Regions from separate parts of the Homo sapiens genome. Here region 2 is linked to region 1. A link is a contact called in ENCODE Hi-C or POLR2A ChIA-PET data. All regions are on one chromosome and are shown on one strand. Each heading gives the region's core, a stretch centred on a gene start or an enhancer-like site at or near the end of the contact. The rest is flanking DNA. Distances are from core to core; before and after follow the strand shown.

What was found. Hi-C counts contacts between places; a loop is a spot of excess contacts on that map. ChIA-PET counts read pairs that join two places held with the same protein, here RNA polymerase II (POLR2A). Pooled maps may share reads with other maps.
Region 2: a loop to region 1 is called in a map of CD8-positive, alpha-beta T cell, with 6 times the contacts of the local background. The contact joins the promoter of NBR2 here to the enhancer-like site in region 1. A Hi-C loop is called at or near these places in 3 of 168 maps with a recorded cell type or tissue (CD4-positive, alpha-beta T cell and CD8-positive, alpha-beta T cell), 1 of 37 single-sample maps with no recorded cell type and 8 of 50 pooled maps. POLR2A ChIA-PET finds 5 or more read pairs at or near these places in 6 of 52 experiments (GM12878, H1, PC-9 and 3 more).

Annotation. Positions count from the first base shown.
Region 1 is chr17:43,331,757-43,335,812 of GRCh38, forward strand. No RefSeq gene overlaps it. Among named protein-coding and RNA genes, the nearest start is that of LINC00910, 55 kb to the right of the region's middle. Within about 2 kb of position 2,600, at least 12 of the 41 ENCODE cell types and tissues checked have a DNase peak (open chromatin) inside an H3K27ac peak, as active enhancers do.
Region 2 is chr17:43,124,307-43,127,983 of GRCh38, forward strand. It overlaps NBR2 (neighbor of BRCA1 lncRNA 2), which reads left to right and starts at 1,251. Exons shown (of 8, transcript NR_138145.1): 1 at 1,251-1,464. BRCA1 (BRCA1 DNA repair associated) reads right to left here and starts at 1,058. Exons shown (of 23, transcript NM_007294.4): 1 at 965-1,058. RefSeq lists silencers at 354-389, 2,413-2,430, promoters at 1,043-2,799, 1,043-1,309, cis regulatory regions at 1,110-1,132, 1,294-1,302, 1,979-2,008, 2,359-2,388 and enhancers at 1,110-1,132, 1,239-1,368, 1,265-1,289, 1,419-1,508, 2,437-3,250.

The DNA.
Region 1 (4,056 bases), core at 1,350-3,849:
GTCTCTACTAAAAATACAAAAAAAAAAAAAAAATTAGCCGGGCATGCCTGGGAGACAGAGCGAGACTCCATCTCAAAAAAAAAAAAAAAAAAAAAAGAAAAAAAAACTTTCCTAAGTAGCGGGACATAGCTGAACCTGGCCTGGATGTATAGGGTCAGGTTGAACTACTGCCTGAACTACTGGAACATCAGGAACTGGCTGTGTCTCAGCGGCAGGCAGTTGTGGAGCCTGATTATTTTCCTGAGCAGCCTGATTGTCAGGCTGTTGATCTTGACGGGTTGCGGGATCAGCTGCCTGCTGAGAAGGATCAGCAGGCTGTGGCTGATTTTGTGCCACTGGGACGGCGGGTATTGGAGGTTGTAAAATTACAGGAAATTGCCAGGCTTCGGGATCCCCATATTCTCTTGTCTGAGCTATAGCCCTCATAAAAGGAGTGTCATTTTCAGGGATGTATATAGCTCATTGCTTATGAGCGGCAATGGTGGTATTGGCCACCACAGTAGCAACTGGACCAGAAGCAGGAAAAAGTTTGGAATTTTGAATGGAGGAAGAGTTGAGAACCTGTAGGCCAGGATGAGACGAGATTACCTGCTGGGCAGGTCTTTCATGGGCCTGAGGCTGCCGCAGTAACTGTGGACCAGGCTTCAAGGGAGCCTGAGGTTTCAAGGGAGCCTGATTTGTCAGAAAAGACCCAGGCTTCAAGGAAGTGTGATTTGCCGAAAGAGACCCAGGCTTCGAGGGAGACTGATTTGCCAAAAGATACCCAGGCTTCAAAGGAGCCTGATTTCTGAAAGAGACCCAGGCTTCAAGGGAGCCTGATTTACCAAGAGAGGTCCAGGCTTCAAGGGAGACTGACTTGTCAAAAGAGAACGAGAAGAGAGAGGTGGAAAAATAGGTTGAATATGGATAGGGTTGAGGGCCTCATAACTGGGCTGAACTGGTAGAAAGTTGAGAGCCCCACAGCGGGGCTGAACAGAGATAGGGTTGAGGGCCTCATTACCAGGCTGAATAGGCAAGAAGTTGAGAGCTCTACAGCAGGGCTGAACAGGGATAGGGTTCAGGGCCTCATTACCAGGCAGGGAATTGAGAGCCTCTTCACCGGGCTGTGTAGAAATTGGAGCCTCTGTACCAGGCTGCATGAAAACATAGTTTAGAGCCTCTTTTTCAGGCTGCATCATCTCATTTTCTATCTGCATAGCTGGAGAGTTGAGAGTTTGAGGAAAGGTAGGAGGGTACAGCTGTGATGGCTGTTGATAATATCTTTCAGCTGGATTTTGCTGGTTGGGGGAAATAAATTCATTCAGATCAGTTAAAAGTTCATCATAAAGCGATAACCGGGGCATGGTAGGCTCTGGCGTAGGTGGTGGCACCAAAGGAATATCAGAGTGGAGGTCCATCTGTAGAACTATGGCCTCAATCTGTGCAGTATCCTCAGGTGAAAAAGAACTAAGCACTTCCTCAGCCTCCTCAGAGGAAAGAGGGATCAGTCTCCATGTTGTCCTCCTGAGTCTGTAAAGAGTCTAGGACAGAGCGAACCGAAGCCCAGATTGACCAAATTGGGGGTGGAATAATATGCCCGCCTTTATGAGCAATTTTGAATGTCTGCCAATCTCATCCCAATCCTTAAGTTCTAAAGTTCCCTCAGTAGGAAACCAAGGGCAAAGAAGATCTACAACATCAAACAGTTCAATTAACTTATCAGTAGATACTTTTAACCACTCCTTCTTTAAGGAGAGTTTTTATAAAATTTAAATAAGCTGAGTACTTAGTACAGGCCTGTCCCTTGGTGTCCCCGGGATACTCTGAGTGCCCAAGCTTACCACCAAGCTTATTGACCTCAATCCTCAGGAATCTGTCATTGAAATCCTCTGCTGTGTTTCACGCTCAAAGTGCAACTTCACACAGCGAGAGAGAAATTCTCGTTGGGCGCCAGATGTAGGGTCCAACCCTACAGGGCCTTTGGGGTTTTCTCTTGTGTGTGGAGATGATAGATCATAGAAATAAAGACACAAAACAAAGAGATAGAATAAAAGACAGCTGGGCCCGGGTGAACACTACCACCAAGACGCGGAGACCGGTAGTGGCCCCGAATGCCTGGCTGTGCTGTTACTTATTGTATACAAGGCAAGGGGGCAGGGTAAGGAGTGCAGGTCATCTCCAATGATAGGTAAGGTCACGTGAGTCACGTGACCACTGGACAGGGGCCCTTCCCTATTTGGTAGCTGAGGTGGAGACAGAGAGGGGACAGCTTACGTCATTATTTCTTCTATGCATTTCTCGGAAAGATCAAAGACTTTAATACTTTCACTAATTCTGCTACCGCTGTCTAGAAGGCCAGGCTAGGTGCACAGAGTGGAACATGAAAATGAACAAGGAGCGTGACCACTGAAGCACAGCATCACAGGGAGACGTTTAGGCCTCCAGATGGCTGTGGGCATGGCTGCGGGTGGGCCTGACAAAGATCTTCCACAAGAGGTGGTGGAGCAGAGTCTTCTCTAACTCTCTCCCTTTCCTGGTCTGCTAAGTAACGGGTGCCTTCCCAGGCACTGGCGCTACCACTAGACCAGTCTGCTAAGTAACGGGTGCCTCCCCAGGCACTGGCGTTACCGCTAGACCAAGGAGCCCTCTAGTGGCCCTGTCCGGGCATGACAGAGGGCTCACACTCTTGTCTTCCGGTCACTTCTCACCGTGTCCTTTCAGCTCCTATCTCTGTATGGCCTAATTTTTTCTAGGTTATAATTGTAAAACAGATATTATTATAATATTGGAATAAAGAGTAAATCTACAAACTAATGATTAATATTCATATATGATCATATCTGTATTCTATTTCTAGTATAACTATTCTTATTCTATATATTTTATTATACTGGAACATCTTGTGCCTTCGGTCTCTTGCCTCAGCACCTGGGTAGCTTGCCGCCTGTAGGGTCCAGCCCTACAGGGTTTAGTGGGTGTTCTACCCATGTATGGAGATGAGAGATTATAAGAGATAAAGACACAAGACAAAGAGATAAAGAGAAAACAGCTGGGCCCAGGGGACCATTACCACCAAGACGCAGAGACCAGTAGGGGCCCGGAATGGCTGGGCTCGCTGATATTTATTACATACAAGACAAAGGGGGAAGAGTAAGGAGGGTGAGACGTCCAAGTGATTGATAAGCTCAAGCAAGTCACATGATCATGGGACAGGGGGCCCTTCCCTTTTAGGTAGCTGAAGCAGAGAGGAAAGGCAGCATACATCAGTGTTTTCTTCTAGGCACTTATAAGAAAGTTCAAAGATTTTAAGACTTTCACTATTTCTTCTACCACTATCTACTATGAACTTCAAAGAGGAACCAGGAGTACAGGAGGAACATGAAAGTGGACAAGGAGCATGACCACTGAAGCACAGCACCACGGGGAGGGGTTTAGGCCTCCAGATGACTGCAGGGCAGGCCTGGATAATATAAAGCCTCCCACAAGGAGGTGGTGAAGCAGAGTGTTTCCTGACTCCTCCAAGAACAGGGAGACTCCCTTTCTTGGTCTGCTAAGTAACGGGTGCCTTCCCAGGCACTGGCATTACTGCTTGGCCAAGGAGCCCTCAACCGGCCCTTATGTGGGCATGACAGAGGGCTCACCTCTTGCTTTCTAGGTCACTTCTCACAATGTCCCTTCAGTACATGATCCTACACCCATCAATTATTCCTAGGTTATATTAGTAATGCAACAAAGACTAATATTAAAAGCTAATGATTAATAATGTTTATACATTATTGATTGATAATTGTCCATGATCATCTCTATATCTAATTTGTATTGTAAGTATTCTTTATTCTAACTATTTTCTTTATTATACTGCTACAGTTTGTGCCTTCAGTCTCCTGTCTTGGCACCTGGGTAATCCTTCGTCCACAGCTGCCCAAATCTCCCCTCTTTTTATTGACTAGGATCATCATTGCCATCATTGCTTGTTGACTTTGGGCTTTTCATCGGACTCCCTGAAGACATCTGCATACTAAAAGCAGACAACATAAACACACCAATATCAGTAATGCTAGTGACAATAGTGAACCT
Region 2 (3,677 bases), core at 1-2,500, 210 kb before region 1:
TAAATTCTGAATTTTTTCACATATTGCTGCCAACCCCTTGGGTCTTTTCCTTTCTCCAAGAAAGAGAAAGCTACAGAGGAGTGACTGACCGGGTAGGTGGTGGTAGCCTTAGCTTTCTCCAATGTTTCTGGTTGTTTTCTTTTTCTTGCATAAAACCAAAATCAACAACGACCAAACCAACACCAATCAAGGCCTCCCCGCCCCTAACCTTTCCCAGTGACCTGCTCTCATCTCTGGATCCTCCTCAAGCACATCCCTGCCGGCAGCATCTGTTACTACTGACGCTCCTCTACTTCCCTCTTGCGCTTTCTCAATGGCGCAAATGGATCCAGTTCTTAAGTTCTCCCTCCCACAAAATCCTGTCTCCTCCCCTTCCCAGACATATTCCTGGCACCTCTTCTTCCACAAGGTCCCATCCTCTCATACATACCAGCCGGTGTTTTTTGTTTTGTTTTGTTTTGTTTTGTTTTGAGACAGTCTCGCTCTGTCGCCCAGGCTGGAGTGCAATGGCGCGATCTCGGCTCACTGCAACCTCCGCCTCCCGGGTTCTAGCGATTCTCCTGCCTCAGCCTCCTGAGTAGCTGGAGCGGCACCACGCCCGGCTAATTTTTGTATTTTTAGTAGAGACGGAGTTTCACCACGTTGGTCAGGCTGGTCTGGAACTCCTGACCTCATGACCAGCCGACGTTTTTAAAGACATAGTGTCCCCCTCAAGGCATATTCCAGTTCCTATCACGAGGATTCCCCCACGGACACTCAGTGCCCCCTTCCTGATCCTCAGCGCTTCCCTCGCGACCTACAAACTGCCCCCCTCCCCAGGGTTCACAACGCCTTACGCCTCTCAGGTTCCGCCCCTACCCCCCGTCAAAGAATACCCATCTGTCAGCTTCGGAAATCCACTCTCCCACGCCAGTACCCCAGAGCATCACTTGGGCCCCCTGTCCCTTTCCCGGGACTCTACTACCTTTACCCAGAGCAGAGGGTGAAGGCCTCCTGAGCGCAGGGGCCCAGTTATCTGAGAAACCCCACAGCCTGTCCCCCGTCCAGGAAGTCTCAGCGAGCTCACGCCGCGCAGTCGCAGTTTTAATTTATCTGTAATTCCCGCGCTTTTCCGTTGCCACGGAAACCAAGGGGCTACCGCTAAGCAGCAGCCTCTCAGAATACGAAATCAAGGTACAATCAGAGGATGGGAGGGACAGAAAGAGCCAAGCGTCTCTCGGGGCTCTGGATTGGCCACCCAGTCTGCCCCCGGATGACGTAAAAGGAAAGAGACGGAAGAGGAAGAATTCTACCTGAGTTTGCCATAAAGTGCCTGCCCTCTAGCCTCTACTCTTCCAGTTGCGGCTTATTGCATCACAGTAATTGCTGTACGAAGGTCAGAATCGCTACCTATTGTCCAAAGCAGTCGTAAGAAGAGGTCCCAATCCCCCACTCTTTCCGCCCTAATGGAGGTCTCCAGTTTCGGTAAATATAAGTAATAAGGATTGTTGGGGGGGTGGAGGGAAATAATTATTTCCAGCATGCGTTGCGGAATGAAAGGTCTTCGCCACAGTGTTCCTTAGAAACTGTAGTCTTATGGAGAGGAACATCCAATACCAGAGCGGGCACAATTCTCACGGAAATCCAGTGGATAGATTGGAGACCTGTGCGCGCTTGTACTTGTCAACAGTTATGGACTGGAGTGTTATGTTTTCGTATTTTGAAAGCAGAAACTAGGCCTTAAAAAGATACGTACAACTCTTTAGGGAGACTACAATTCCCATCCAGCCCCAGGAGTCTGGGGCAAGTAGTCTTGTAAGGTCAGTGGCCTGCGGGGACGCAGTGAGCGCCGAATTTGCCTGGGGCAGGGGAAATGCGCTCTGGCCCATGTCTGCGCACTCGTAGTTCCACCCCTCAGCCCCAGTGTTTGTTATTTTTCGGGTTCAGCTTGCTTTTGCCCCGTCTCCGTCGACGCAATCGCCACCAGTCAATGGGGTGGTCGTTTTGAGGGACAAGTGGTAAGAGCCAATCTTCTTGGCGAAAACGCGGAGAAACGGGACTAGTTACTGTCTTTGTCCGCCATGTTAGATTCACCCCACAGAGATAGCGGCAGAGCTGGCAGCGGACGGTCTTTGCATTGCCGCCTCCCCAGGGGGCGGGAAGCTGGTAAGGAAGCAGCCTGGGTTAGCTAGGGGTGGGGTCACGTCACACTAAGAGGGTTTGGAGAAGTTCAAGGGAGGAATCCTGCAAAGAAGAGGGGCGACTTTTTCCGTGTCTCCGGACAGCTAATCGTTTTAGTGACAGGATGAGAGAGCCCTTCGTGTTCTGAGGGACCGAGTGGGCGAAAAGCGCCGGAGAGTTGGAGAGTCTGTGGTTCAGAATGCGAGGTGACAACGTGCTAGCAGCCCTCGCTCGCTCTCGGCGCCTCCTCGGCCTTGGCGTCCATTCTGGCCGTGCTGGAGGAGCCCTTCAGCCCGCCACTGCGCTGTGGGGGCCCCTCTCTGGGCTGGCCGAAGCCAGAGCCGGCTCCCTCTGCTTGCGGGGAAGTGTGGAGGGAGAGGCGGGTGTGGGAACTGGGGCTGCGCGCAGCGCTCGCCAGCCAGCGCGAGTTCCAGGTGGGCGCGGGCTCAGCGGGCCCCGCACCCCCGGCCCCGGGCAGTCAGGGGCCTAGCACCCGGGCCAGCAGCTGCAGAGGGTGCGCCGGGTCCCCCAGCACTGCCGGCCCGCCTGCACCCCGCTTGAATTCTCACCGGGCCCCAGCCGCCCTGCACAGGGCAAGGCTCAGGACCTGCAGCCCGCCATGCCCGAGCCCCCTCCCAACCCCTGTGAGCTCCAGCGTGGCCTGAGCCTCCCCGACGGGCACCGCCCCCTGCTCCTCAGCGCCCGGTCCCATCGACTGCCCAAGGGCTGAGAGGAGTGCAGGCGCCCGGCACAGCCCTGCGCAGGATCCACTAGGTGAAGCCAGCTGGGCTCCTGAGTCAGATGGGGACTTGGAAAACTTTTATGTCTAGCCTGAGGATTTTATATGCACCAGTCAGCACTCTGTGTCTAGCTTGGGGTTTGGGGATGCACCAATCAGCACTCTGTATCTAGCTAATCTGGTGGGCACTTGGAGAACTTCTGTGTCTAGCTAAAGGATTGTAAATGCACCAATCAGTGCTCTGTGTCTAGCTCAAGGTTTGCAAATGCACCAATCAGCACTCTGTGTCTAGCTAAAGGTTTGTAAACGCACCAATCAGTGCTCTGTGTCTAGCAAATGTAGTGGGGACTTGGAGAATTTTTATGTCTAGCTAGAGGATTGTAAATGCACCAATCAGCACTCTGTGTATATCTAGCTCAGGGATTGTAAATGCACCAATCAGCACCCTGTCAAAACGGACCAATTAGCTCTCTGTAAAATGGACCAATCAACAGGATGTGGGTGGGGTCAGATAAGGGAATAAAAGCAGGCTGCCCCGCTGGGTGCCAGTGGCTCACACCTGTAATCCCAGCAATTTGGGAGGCCTAGAGGGGTGGATCACGAGGTCAAGAGATCGAGACCATCCTGGCTAACACAGTGAAACCCCGACTCTACTAAAAAGACAAAATATTAGCTGGGTGCGGTGGTGGGTGCCTGTAATCCCCTCTACTGGGGAGGTTGAGGCAGGAGAATGGCGTGAACCCGGGAGGCGGAGCTTGCAGTGAGCCCAGATTGCACC